Linked DNA regions of Homo sapiens: region 1 is linked to region 2. A link is a contact called in ENCODE Hi-C or POLR2A ChIA-PET data. All regions are on one chromosome and are shown on one strand. The core of a region is the stretch at or near the end of the contact, and the rest is flanking DNA. Distances in the headings are between cores, read along the strand shown.

The links. Hi-C counts contacts between places; a loop is a spot of excess contacts on that map. ChIA-PET counts read pairs that join two places held with the same protein, here RNA polymerase II (POLR2A). Pooled maps may share reads with other maps.
Region 1: a loop to region 2 is called in a pooled map, with 2.8 times the contacts of the local background. The contact joins two enhancer-like sites. A Hi-C loop is called at or near these places in 2 of 50 pooled maps. POLR2A ChIA-PET finds 5 or more read pairs at or near these places in 4 of 52 experiments (H1, OCI-LY7, PC-3 and 1 more).

The regions. Positions count from the first base shown.
Region 1 is chr9:105,381,408-105,388,162 of GRCh38, forward strand. It overlaps SLC44A1 (solute carrier family 44 member 1), which reads left to right. Exons shown (of 16, transcript NM_080546.5): 14 at 1,716-1,952; 15 at 4,015-4,095. Among named protein-coding and RNA genes, the nearest start is that of FSD1L, 63 kb to the right of the region's middle. Within about 2 kb of position 4,129, at least 7 of the 41 ENCODE cell types and tissues checked have a DNase peak (open chromatin) inside an H3K27ac peak, as active enhancers do.
Region 2 is chr9:105,124,141-105,131,116 of GRCh38, forward strand. All of the region lies in intron 2 of LOC105376197 (a long non-coding RNA gene), which reads left to right. Among named protein-coding and RNA genes, the nearest start is that of SLC44A1, 120 kb to the right of the region's middle. Within about 2 kb of position 3,760, at least 4 of the 41 ENCODE cell types and tissues checked have a DNase peak (open chromatin) inside an H3K27ac peak, as active enhancers do.

The sequences.
Region 1 (6,755 bases), core at 2,879-5,378, 260 kb after region 2:
GTGTGGTGACGAGCACCTGTAGTCCCAGCTACTTGGGAGGCTGAGGCGAAGAATTGCTTGAACCCAGGAGGTGGAGGTTGCAGTGAGCCAAGATCATGCCACTGCACTCCAGCCTGGGCAACAGAGCAAGACTCTGTCTCGAAAAAAAAAAAGAAGAAAAAGAAAAGAAAATAGAAGTAATTAACCATCTATGGAAATAACCCCAGAAAATGAGAAAGAAAAAAAATGGAAGTAATTAACCATCTATGGAAATAACCCCAGAAAATAAGTCACTATAAGAGAAGATTCATAAGTGTGTTGCTACAAAAATGGTGGGGAGTCTTCCAAAGCTTGGGCAGACCCAGATTTGCTCCCTAGAAGCATCTGAGAGAGGGATCAATTTATAGCTTAACCAATGTATCATCTAATGCATTTTAACTCCGAGTTAAGATAATGGTGAATGAGAAATGCCTTGATGTTGATAAATATTGGAGAAAATGCCAAAGAAGAATTCATGGTCTGCCTATTATTCTTAATGCTAGACAAGAAGAGGCTGCCATGATTCTAGGGGTCTCTTTTTTCCCTTTACTTAAAGCCTTATACAAGACAAAATAAAGAGCTGGGAAAGAGTGTGTCTAGAATTCAGTAGAATCCATTACTGCTGTGGATCAATATCCAAATATTTCTGAGTTTTTATCTGAAAAGAGCACTGGAGTTGACATCATAAGACCATTATTTGAGTAGGATCTGTTCTTTTTTCCTACTTTTATGACCTTGACCTTGGATCTACTCTTTTTTTTCTACTCAGGTCGGGTGGCATCTGTAAGTGTGTTTCCAAGGCTATAAAATGGGATGATAATATTTGCCATAAACCATTCATAGGGTTATTGAAAAGCTGGAATAAAATGTATTTTAAAAACCACAAAAAATTTAAAATGCTGCATGTGAAATAAGCATCAGAGTGGGTGGTTCTTGACAATAACTAAATTGGCTATTTCTTTTATTCTTTTAGCATGGATGTTTTTGGCAACCTCTTTCTTCACAGAGAGTCCAAATATACACTTCATGGCAAATTATATTTACCACATATTCTATGTGAAATAAAATACGAAACACAGAAAAAGTTCTAAGACTATACATGTTTGTTGCAGCATTATTTATATCTGAAAACAATATAAATCTCTAACAGTAAGAGAATGGTTACATGTATTTTAAATCACTCATAAAATGAAATTATGTAGCTGAGTAAATATGAAGCATTTATAATGATACTTCTATGTATATTAATGAAAAGCTTATAGTGATTTGTTTATATAATACTATTTCATATATGTGAAAATGCTTAGAAAAAATACATACCATTACACTGAAATATCACTTTTTTTCTGAGTGCTAAGAGTTTGTAAATTTTTTCTAAAATATGCATACATTTATCTTAAAAATTGCCACAGATTCTAAATAGATTAAGTTTTAGGGTGCAGCATAGCATTTGGAAAACTTAATTATGTTTAAACCAGAATCATTTAAAGTATGATTTTAAAATTTATATTATATGATAAGCATGTATAACTCTGGGTGTATATGAGAATATGTGGATTATATTTCCTCATTTGAGATGGAATGGCCTCATGCAACCATCATTTATAAATAGTAGAATTTTAAGTCTGCAAATGGTGAAAAAAGAGTGGCTTTCTTCAGTAGGATATTAAATATGATCTTTGTTCTCTCTGCTTCAGGTGCTGATAGTCTGCAGCACAGGTTTAGCTGGGATTATGCTGCTCAACTACCAGCAGGACTACACAGTATGGGTGCTGCCTCTGATCATCGTCTGCCTCTTTGCTTTCCTAGTCGCTCATTGCTTCCTGTCTATTTATGAAATGGTAGTGGATGTATTATTCTTGTGTTTTGCCATTGATACAAAATACAATGATGGGAGCCCTGGCAGAGAATTCTATATGGATAAAGTGCTGATGGTAAGTACTTCAAATGCCGTTTCCTATTTTAGGGATAAAAATACCAATAAAAATATTTTGTAAAACATTCTCTATATTTAATTCACACTATATGCAACTGAGTAATTTAGAATTAACCCCATAGCACTGACTCATAAATGAGGTTAATCTAGGGTAAGTCAGGGAGGACGGCTTCTTGGCATGGACAAGATCATTTCAGATCCACCTAGCTAGAGCAGTACTGGTTAATAGTCCTAAGTTCACCCTATTCTTGCTGCCCCTCTCTCTGTAGTTAGATAGATTTGAATTGACTTTTTAAACTAGCTTCTAGCCTTTTCCTGAAATGGGGCTCAAAGACAAAATATCCTGTTTCCCAGGTCCTAGTGCCTACCTGTCTTTCTCTATCCACCACTGCCCCAAACATTACTGCTGTCAACCCTGGTTAAAACTCATTATCTTAAATATGGTAGGCCAAATTGAAAGCATTTTGTGATGAATACCGATAACAGACCCATGACTGGTAGAGTGTATAGTTATTTATTAGTCAAGATCTGAACCTTTACACAGATATATGCAGATTTTTCATATTAGAACCTCAATTAAATTTCTTTAAAATTTTGAAAACCTTATTAAATGGTTTAAGTACTGTTATAATCAGTGTTAAATGTTACCAAAGTAAAGATGCTTTCTAAATAATAGTAGTTTGCTATTAAGCTGTGAAATATTTCTATCTCAAAATGGGTAATATTGAATACTAAGCATTATACATTGAAATAACAAGTCATTTTCCAGGAGCATATTTTATCCAGTTAAATCTAAAATAAGTGTATTAATAAATAAGCTAGATTTTTTTTTTTTTCTTTTTGAGACGGAGTCTTGCTTTGTCACCCAGACTGCAGTGCAGTGGCATGGTCTTGGCTCTGCAACCTCTACCTCCCAGGTTCAAGCAGTTCTCCCTCAGCCTCCCAAATAGCTGGGATTACATGCATGTGCCACCACTCCTGGCTAATTTTTGTATTTTTAGTAGAGATGGGGTTTTACCATGTTGGCCAGGCCGGTCTTGAACTCCTGTCCTCAGGTGATCTGCCTGCCTCGGCCTTCCAAAATGCTGGGATTACAGGTGTGAGCCTCCATGCCCAGCCTAGATTTTTTTTTTCTTTTCAATAGCAAGAATTCCAAATGATTTAGCTGACCTATTTGGCACTGATTTTCTCTTTTTCTGGCAACATCAGCTAAATTCTGGACATTTTCTTAATGTCTAAACTAATTCTAACTGGTTATTTTCTTAATGGAATTTGATCATGATTATTGTATCTCTTTTGTGACTAAAGCATTTAGAAGAGTGTTACTGTTTTTTAAGTCACTGATCAAAAGCAGAGTAAAAAATAACTGTTTTCCACCCTTCAGTTTTCTCTGTAGGAATGGTGAGGATATTTAATGAAGAAGTTCCCCGTAAACGTTGACAGAATAGAAATGTTCCCTTTGGGCACATTCCCATTTCGACTACTACTAACCATAGGTTCTGGTTGATACACCCTGTCTTCCTGCTTCATGAAGTAATGTCATGGTCAGATTGACACTTTTTTTAAAAAGAGTAGTTTGTTTATGGTTTGGTTAAGAAAAAAAGCATTATGTGCTTAGCAGTATCAATGTGTTCTTTTACCTTCTATGGTTATTTAAAAGTGGAGGCTTATGGAGTAACGTGTTCTTGTTGTTTCATTTAACCTTGATATAGAAAAAAACAACAACAACAAATAAAATGATATTCTGAGTATGAGAAAATAGCCTCTTAAAAATGTTAGGTATTTTCTCTTCCAGGTAGAACTAACATTATCTCTTGGAGCCTTAGTAAGATTGTCACAATGAATGGATGGAAAGAAGATTTTTTTAATCAGCGAATTGCAGAGTCCATTTCTACAAATTTAGCAACTCTCATGTGTGATACTAAACATTATTTATTGCTATGTTTTTAAGCCATCCATTTACCAAGATTGAGTCAAAAATGTAGATGTTCTTTAGAATTCATCTACTAACAAATCTGAAAGGACCCAAGAATTTATTCAATATGGTCCATATTTTGCAGGAGTTTGTGGAAAACAGTAGGAAAGCAATGAAAGAAGCTGGTAAGGGAGGCGTCGCTGATTCCAGAGAGCTAAAGCCGATGGTAGGTGGAGATGAGGAGGTGGCCGCCCTCCAAGAATTTCACTTTCACTTCCTCTCTCTCTCTGTCTTCACTGACTGCACTTCTTCAGGAGAAGCTTTTGTTATCTGTATCACGCAGGACATGCTGCTCTTTCTGTTTGTGTGCTTACCCATCACTTGGATGGCAGAATTCTTGTCACAACTGAGACCACCTTCTATAAAAGTAAGCTGAAAGGAACAGCATCCTCGTCAGTGCTCGGCAGGGGCGGGTAGGGGATGATGGTTTTTTCCCTAAGGTAAAACTGCTGTTGCTCTTGTTTCCTTTTTAACTGTCAGTGTTTGGCTTTCATCAGACTGAACATTTTGGTGTACACTTGAACTGACGGTTTGATTTTTATCATTTTGGAAGGTGATCATAGCAATTCCTTTCAACTTGCTAAAATTCATACTCCCCCTTTTAAAAGTATGGTTCTGCTTACATTGCTGTCCTTTTCCCTTGGCTGACTTTTTCTTCTGTTGCCTAGGTTGTACTTTCTTTGTTTCTTAAGCTATTTTTCAGTAGCAAACAAGGCTGTTTTCATCAATACCCACATTCCCACTCAGTAAGACAATCTAGTCTTCTCCCAGTTTAATTGTGAGATGGATAAATTATTTCTGGTAGTTGATATTATATATGTATATGTACACAAATATATCTCTCTACTCCACTTTTATTTGAAAAAAGCAGCTTAATGAGTGTAAGAGAACCTTGAGCTGCTTTTCACATGGATATTGTCACTATAGCATAGAAACAGATGCCTCTATCATATATTGGTCTAATTACTTCCTAATTTAAACACGTATTTTTTTAAATAGCATGTTTATTTTCAAATATTATATAATTGTCTGCATCCTTAAATAATTTTAAACAATGTGTCCCCTGACTGCATATAATGTTCAAAAGTGTGAGGTAAGGACTTTCCTTTCTGTCTTCTTTACACTTTAGTAAATGATTTGATTTATAGCAAGTTTGTCCAACTTGCTGCCTGTGGGCCGCATATGGCTTAGGAAGGCTTTCAACACAAATTCGTAAACTTTATTAAAACATGAGATTTTTTGCCTTTTTTTTTTTAAGCCCATCAGCTATCCTTAATGTATTTTATATGTGGCCCAAGACAATTCTTCTTCCAGGATGGCCTGGGGAAGCCAAAAGATTGGATACCCCTGATTTGTAGGTTTTCAACTTTAAAATATATGCTATAAAATAAGTTCATTTAAGTAGGCTAGGCATGGTGGCTCATGTCTGTAATCCTAGCACTTTGGGAGGCCGAGGCAGGTGGATTGCCTGAGCTCAGCAGTTTGAGACCAGCCTGGGCAAAACGGTGAAACCCTGTCTCTACTAAAATACCAAAAAAAAAAAAAAAAAAAAATTAGCTGGGCATGGCGGCGTGTGCCTATAATCCGAGTTACTTGGGAGGCTGAAGCAGGAGAATTGCTTGAACCTGGGAGGCAGAGGTTGCAGTGAGCCAAGATGGCGCCATTGCATTCCAGCCTGGGCGACAGAGCGAGACTCCATCTCAAAAAAAAAAAAAAAAAAAAAAATATATATATATATGATATAAAATAAGCTCATTTAATTAAGAGTAAAGGAAATAGGTTTATTTTTGGAGGGAGGCAGGGAGGCTATATGTATATTCAAACTAATCGCATATTCAACCTAAGTTAAAGCCTCAATAAAATATTTAGATATAAAACCTTTCCTCTGTAACCCTTTCCAGTGCCTATTTTGGTGTTACTCTTACTTAATAGCATGAATAATTATAAAATCAAATTTAAATGTTTAGAATCCCAGAGCACAGATCACTCTAGTACCCACATAGCTCTGAATTTTAAGTTTGCATCACCTAGACATGATTGCTTGGGCAGATGGAGGCACACCAGTAATCTTCCCATCAGGTTCCATGCCTGCCCTCCACACCTTTCTGTATCCCTCTTATTTCACAAAAGCTGAGGAGGGCAGCAGTGGAGATTCTGCCAACCCTATGGCAACATGGAGAAATGAGGAAGGCTTCCTTCCTTCTACTGCTTGGAGGTCCTAATTGTTCAGCAAATCGATTCTAAGCCCAAAACTTAACAAGACATATGAAATCTTAAAATATAAACCAAGCTTTTCCCCCTTTTCTGTCTTTCTAGTGATTGAAGCTTTCATTACATCATTCAGTAATAAGCATTTAAAGAAAGGGAGAAATATTTCGAGGTTGAAGACTAGGTAATGTGGCCATGAGTTGGCACAGATTTCTATAGTATTCTTTAATGAATGGTAGATGAATTGTAGTAGATCAGAATGCAAGTATACTTTCCTTACCTAAACTCCTAATTTATAGGTAATAATCCTGGGAGAATTGCCCAGGTTATGTGGCATTCTACCAGATGCCAAATATTTTAGAAAGAGTTGTTTCCTATTAGTATTTTCAGTTTTGAAATAGTGTCCCTTACTTCAAACAATGCATTAAAATCTTTATTTAATTTTTGCTTTCATTTTATGCTGTTCATCAGTTCATTGCTTGCAGATTAATGGCAAAAACCCTCTGCTGCATCCCAAAATACATCTTCTATGTGCATTGTTCTGGTGCTTTGGACATTGTAGCATTGGGTCCCTAAGAATGATGTTTTAAATGGTTAAAAAGTTCCCAGAAGACAAGT
Region 2 (6,976 bases), core at 2,510-5,009:
TGCTGGAACAATTGGACATAAATATGCAAAAACATGAATCTCGACCTACAACTCACACCTTATACAAAATTTTTAAAAATGCATTACAGATCTAAATGTAAAAGGTAGAATTAGAAAACTTTTAGAGGAAAATATAGGAGAAAATTTTAATAATCTTGGATTAGGCAAGGAGTTTTTAGTAGGACAACAAAAGCACACTGTGAATAAGTTAGACTTAACATTTTTTGCTCTATTAAAGACACTGGGCCAGACACGGTGGCTCACGCCTGTAATCCCAGCACTTTGGGAGGCTGACACAGGTGGATCACTTAAGATCAGGAGTGTGAGACCAGCCTGCCCAACATGGTGAAATCCTGTCTCTACTAAAAATACAAAAATTAGCTGGATATGGTGGCACATGCCTGTAGTCCCAGCTACTTGGGAGGCTGAGGCAGGAGAATTGCTTGAACCTGAGAGGCAGAGGTTGCAGTAAGCCGAGATCACACCACTGCACTCTAGCCTGGGTGACAGAGCGAGACTCCATCTCAAAAAAAAAAAGACATTCTAGAGAACACAAAAATATAGAGGTATAGAATAGATCAGTAGTTGCCAGGGGTTAAGGATTGACAGAAGGTTTGACTACAAAGAGGTTACATAAGGGAATTTCAGGGAATGAGATCACCATTTATATTCTGGTTGTGTAAGTAGTTACACAACTCTATGTATGTGTCAAAATCACAAAATTATACAATAAAAGAGTAAATTTTACTGTGTTGAAATTTAAAAATAGGACAGGCGCGGTGGCTCATGCCTGTAATCCTAGCACTTTGGGAGGCCAAGGCGGGTGGATCACCTGAGGTCAAGAATTTAAGACCAGCCTGGACAACATGGAGAAACCCCATCTCTACTAAAAATGCAAAAATTAGCCAGGCGTGGTGGCAGGGGCCCATAATCCCACCTCTTGGGAGGCTGAGGCAGGAGAATCGTTTGGACCCAAGGGGCAGAGGTTGCAGTGAGCTGAGATCACGCCACTTCACTCCAGCCTGGGTGAAAGAGCGAAACTCCATCTCAAAGAAAGAAAGAAAGAAAGAAAAAATTAAAAATAAATAACATATAAAACTCAGCCATAAAAAAATCTAGTCAGGCCCGGCGCGGTGGCTCACACCTGTAATCCCAGCACTTTGGGAGGCTGAGGTGGGTGGATCACAAGGTCAGGAGTTCAAGACCAGCCTGGCCAACATGGTGAAACTCTGTCTCTACTAAAAATACAAAAATTAGCTGGGCATGGTGGTGCATGCCTGTAATCCTAGCTACTCCAGAGGTTGAGGCAAGGGAATAGATTGAACCAAGACCTGGGAGGTAGAGGTTGCAGTGAGCCAAGAACGCACACTGCACTCCAGCCTGGGCTACAGAGCGAGACTCCATCTCAAAAAAAAAAAAAAAAAAAAAAAAAATCTAGTCAACATTCCTCCAGACCCACCCTGGAGTGGACACCAAGTATCATCCTCATAGCAAACAATTTTTTTTAAATGTTCAACCTCCTCATTAATTTAAAAATGATAATTTAATCAAAGCAATACCATTTGCCTCCCCATTATATAGATTGCAAAACTTGTAATAATACCCAGTATTGGCAAAGGTATGATAAAGTGGGTACAATCAAATGCAACGAGTTGGCATGTGAATTGGTACAGCCGTTTTGGAAGGCAATATGGCAACATGTATCAAAAAGCCTTAAGTGTTCTTACTTCTTGGAAAAATAAAGCCACTTCTAGGACTCAGTCGTCATGAAATAATCAGAGATTCTGATGAGGAACATTATCTTTTCTGCATTGAAATACTGTCTCCCTCATTACAGGGATAGACGTGCAGCGGGTCCCAAATAAATGCTGCTAACTTTCTGGATGGCAACTAACTTCTATACAACATCTTGCTTCCAGCCAGGAGTCTGGTTGGAAGAGAAGCCTTCTACCTCCTGGGCCTCTTTGGTCAGGATGCTGCCTTCTGTGTATCTTTCATTGTGAATGACTAAAGTGACAATTATATGCCCAATGATTTCATAAGCAATACCTCTTACCATGCCCACAGAGAGAGTAGGGGTTCTTTTTCCAGACTGAGTACCTCGTAAAAAAACAAACCCAGGAGACCAGATGAGATAGAATCAAAGAGGCAAGAAAGTCAGTTCAGTAGATGCTGAGAACTGCTGGGAAATCCAGGGAATTCAGGCTGCAAGGCTGTCCAGGCTGAGCCCAGGCTACACTGACAGACTCAGACAAAAGCTGATTTCTAAGGAGACCTGTGAATTCAGGAAGATAGCTCAGCTTGGCTCAACATTCAAGAGAGAAGAGAAACATCCTGCTCAGCAGCCAGAGAAAAAAGGGCTTAGCTGAGAAATGCCAGGCACTAGCTTTTGAATCATTGGGAAAACATGGTCACTTTAAGATGAAGAAAGACCCTGACACAGGACTGAGGGTCTAGGCCTTGTCCTCAAGCCCCACCTGCAATCCCCATCTGCTCATAACAGCTATTCTCTTTGTCCTCAGCTATGTTTTGTTTTTTTTTTCTTTTTTTTTTTTTGAGACGGAGTCTCGCTCTGTCACCCAGGCTGGAGTGCGCTGGCACGATCTCGGCTCACTGCAAGCTCCCGCCTCCTGGGTTCACGCCATTCTCCTGCCTCAGCCTCCCGAGTAGCTGGGACTACAGGCGCCCGCCACCACGCCCGCTAATTTTTTGTATTTTTAGTAGAGACGGGGTTTCACCGTGTTAGCCAGGACGCTCTCGATCTCCTGACCTCGTGATCCGCCTGCCTCGGCCTCCCAAAGTGCTGGGATTACAGGCGTGAGCCACCGCGCCCAGCCGGTTCTCAGCTAATATTTTATTAATTCCTTTGCCCTATGCTGTTATATGGACACTGTAAATCCTCGTCCCAATCCTGGCTGTTTAGACAACCGCCTCTGCTCTGGCTATGGTGCTCCAGAGACCTCAGTCCTGATGTCTGGGCTCTCTCCTCTGTCCGCAGGCTCTCAGGCCCCACTCTATCCAGCATCTACTTCCCCTGCACATGCACACACACACCTCTCACTCCCTTAGTGGTTATAATAGGCACTGTGAGGGCTTAGTCCATGAGACTAAGTGATTAAGGAAGCAAGGAATCTTTTCATATTATTATCTCAAGTTGGAGAACTTTTTTTTTTTTTTGAGATGGAGTCTCACTCTGTCACCAGGCTGGAATGCAGTGGCGCAATCTCGGCTCACTGCAAGCTCCGCTTCCCGAGTTCATGCAATTCTCCTGCCTCAGCCTCCCAAGTAGCTGGGAATACAGGCATGTGCCACCATGCCCAGCTAATTTTTGTATTTTTAGTAGAGACGGGGTTTCACCATGTTGGCCAGGATGGTCTCGATCTCATAACCTCGTGATCCACCCACCTCGGCCTCCCAAAGTATTGGAGATTACAGGCGTGAGCCACTGCACCTGGCAAAATGGAGAACATTTAATTCAGTACGCTGACTCTAACAAGTGACCATTTCTAACACTGAGTGAGCACTCACTGTCTTCTAGGCGCTGTGCCAAGTACTCTACATGCATTATGAATTATTACAATTTAATCCACACAGCAACTCTGTGAGGTGGGAACTGGTACCATCATGATTAACATACTCATTTTGCACATAAGGAATGGTGGGCTCAGAAAGGTTAACCAATGTTCCCCGGACAATGGGGTTAATAAACAAACCAAAGCCATAACTTTGAACTCTTTCATTTAGCAAGTGTTAACAGAGTTCCCCCTATGTGTCAGACACTACTCCGCTAGGCACAGGCACTAGGCTATATTGGTAGACAAGACAGACTTAGCCACCACCTTCAGGAAACCCAGTATCTAGCAGATTAGGTAAACCTCAGGCCTCTACAGCTGCCCTAATTGGCCTCAGAGCCAGGATTCCAACTCATGTTTTCTACAACAAAGCTCAAACAATAACCACAACACTTCCTGCCTCTCTCTTACCGGAAATAGTGTCTCTGTGAGAAACTTGAAGTCTTGGAAGTTCTCAGGCTGAAGTCAAGCTGCATACCTGTATGACCTGACGTTGATGTTGAATTAAGTGCTGTGAATCAGGCTACTGGACACACGGAACCTTTTTTAATACTTTGCTCAAATGTCACTTTCTCAAAATGCTTTTCTAACTACTTGCCTCTTATCAGCATGGCTAACCCATCTTTCCCTGCTCGCTTTTTCATCATGCGTATAATCTTCTTTTATAATGTATTATTTATTTTATTATTATGCCTATTGCTTAGCATGTGCTTACTTGCACTTTTTTTTTTTTTTCTTGAGACAGAGTCTCGCTCTGTCGCCCAGGCTGGAGTGCAGTGGTGTGATCTTGGCTCTCTGCAACCTCTGCTGCCTGGGTTCCTCAGCCTCCCGAGTAGCTGGGATTACAGGCCTGCACTACCAGGCCCAGCTAATATTTGGATTTTTAGTAAGAACGGGGTTTCACCATGTTGGCCAGGCTAGTCTCGAACTCCTGACCTCAAGTGATCTGCCGGCCTCAGCCTCCCAAGGTGCTGGGATTATAGATGTGAACCACCATGCCCAGCCCTTTGCACTTTAATATAAAGTTCCCCCAAGGGCAGGGAATCCCTATCTGTTTTGTTCACTGATGTATCCCAGGGCCTAGACAGAGTCTGGCACACAAAAAGTACTCAGTAATTAATTTTTGTGTGAAACAATAAAGGTGAAGAGCATGTACGGGGTTAGCAGACAGATGGTGCTAATTAGGAATAAAGGATAGGGAAGGAAAACTGAGCTGGGAACTGAGGATAGAAGGGAACGGGGCAGTCAAGAGAGGTGTGCTGCAAGAACTGGAAGGGAGGGACCACACAAGCCCCAGCCTGAAAAACAGAAGACCCTGCAGGCGGTGGAGTGTTTATTCTTCTCTGTGCTCAGAAGCATGTCAGACATGTGAGAGCCAGGAAGCCAGGGTTGATCAGGAACTGTATGGCCTCCTGCACTCTGCAAGAATCCCAGGGAGTCAGGGGGTCAAACGAACAGTCAGGGATTGGGGATCAAAGCAGGCAAAGCTGAAATCCAGGAAGTCTGAGAGAGTAAGATAATGCTACCCATCCACCAAAACACAGAGAAGAGCCTAATCCTGGGGCAGCAACAGTGGAAACTAAGGTTTCTGTCAAGTTTTCTCCCAGGAGGTGTGTAGTCCATAGGGCTGCAGGAGTGGGCAGGGAAGAGAGTATGGTTAGTGGTAAGCTACAGCTGGAGAGAGCTGATTGTGCATTATCTCCTCCCAGATTCATGTTTAGTGTCTTCACATCTGTAGCTTGAAATTGGCCATGGCAGAAGTATTTACACCATGGAAATTGGCAAATGCTATATAAGTCAGGGATTGTTCGCTTGCTTGTTGGGCAGCTGGTTGTTAAATACTTACCAGCACACTGCTGGCATAGTTTACTATAGAACTGAGGCTGCGGGAAGAACTCTGTTCTTGGCTGAAAAAAGAAGGCACTAGAATTGCAGGTAGGTACTTAGGCTAAGGTGTACCCCATGGAAAGACACCTATGCCCTTGGGTAACTGCAGACAGAGCAAAGAGCCAAACTTAATAGATCCCTTCCCAGGGGTTCTTCTGTTCACTATAGAATTTACATGGGGATTCTTTCTCTTAAGTTTGGAAGCCAGAGACTCATTTGAATCCATTTATTCATTCGTTTGACAGGTACAAATAGAGGATCTGCCATGTTGCAGGTTAGTAGCTAGACCATAGAGAAGACAGACTTGTTCCTGCCCTCATGGAATGTGTTGCCTAGCACAGAAGTCTACAAATCATGGCCTAAGGGCCAAATGTAGCTCAGGACCTCTTTCAGTAAACAGTCCTCAAGTTAAGGATGGTTTTTACATTGTTAAAGGGTTGTGAGGAAGAACAAAAGGAAGGAGGAGGAAGATGAGGAGGAGGAGGAGAAAGAGGAGTGAGAGAGACCATGGGTGGTCTACAAAGCTTAAAATATTTCCTATCTAGGCCTTTACAAAAAAAGTTTGCCAACTCTTGGTGTAGCAAACTAGACAAACCTTACTCCTTTACAGCCACCCTAATTGGCCATTAAAAGAACAACGTTTGGCCAGGCACGGTGGCTCATGCCTGTAATCCCAGCACTTTGGGAAGCCGAGGCGGGTGAATCACCTGAGGTCAGGAGTTTGAGACCAGCCTGGCCAACACGGTGAAACCCTGTCTCCACTAAAAATACAAAAAAATTAGCCAGGCATGGTGGCAGGCACCTGTAATCCAGCTACTCAGGAGGCTGAGGCAGGAGAATCACTTGAACCTGGGAGGCAGAGGTTGCAGTGAGCCAAGATTGCACTCCAGCCTGGGTGACAAGAGCAAAACTCTATCTCAAAAAAAATAAAAAAAAAAGCAATGTTCGGGCCAGGACTTACCTGAGGAAAGGACCAGGAGTAGGTCAGGTGACACTAACACAAAGAATGAGGCAGCCGGGTGCGGTGGCTCACACCTGTAACCCCAGCACTTTGGGAGGCCGAGGCGGGCAGACCACTTAAGGTCAGGAGTTCAAGACCAGCCTGGCCAACATGGCAAAACTCCATCTCTACTAAAAATACAAAAATTAGCCGGGCGTGGTGGCAGGTGCCTGTAATCCCAGCTACTCAGGAGTCTCAGGCAGGAGAATTGCTTGAACCTGGGAGGTGGAGGTTGCAGTGAGCTGAGATCATACCACTGCACTTTAGCATGGGCAAAAAAAGAATGAGGCTGGACATCTCCTGGGTTATAACTGAGTAACCAACTAGAAATATGTGTTTGCAAGTATTTGACTGTGTGGACCACAGCATGAGACTGAGGTCTAAAAGTTGAGTTCCAGGAGAGGGAAGGTCAGGGGTTAGTCCAGGAACACAGGAGGGAACAAAGTCAGAGGACCCTTACTGGAGTCAGTAATGAAGGTAGAGAACAATAGCAACAGCAAACACTTCTAGAATGCCT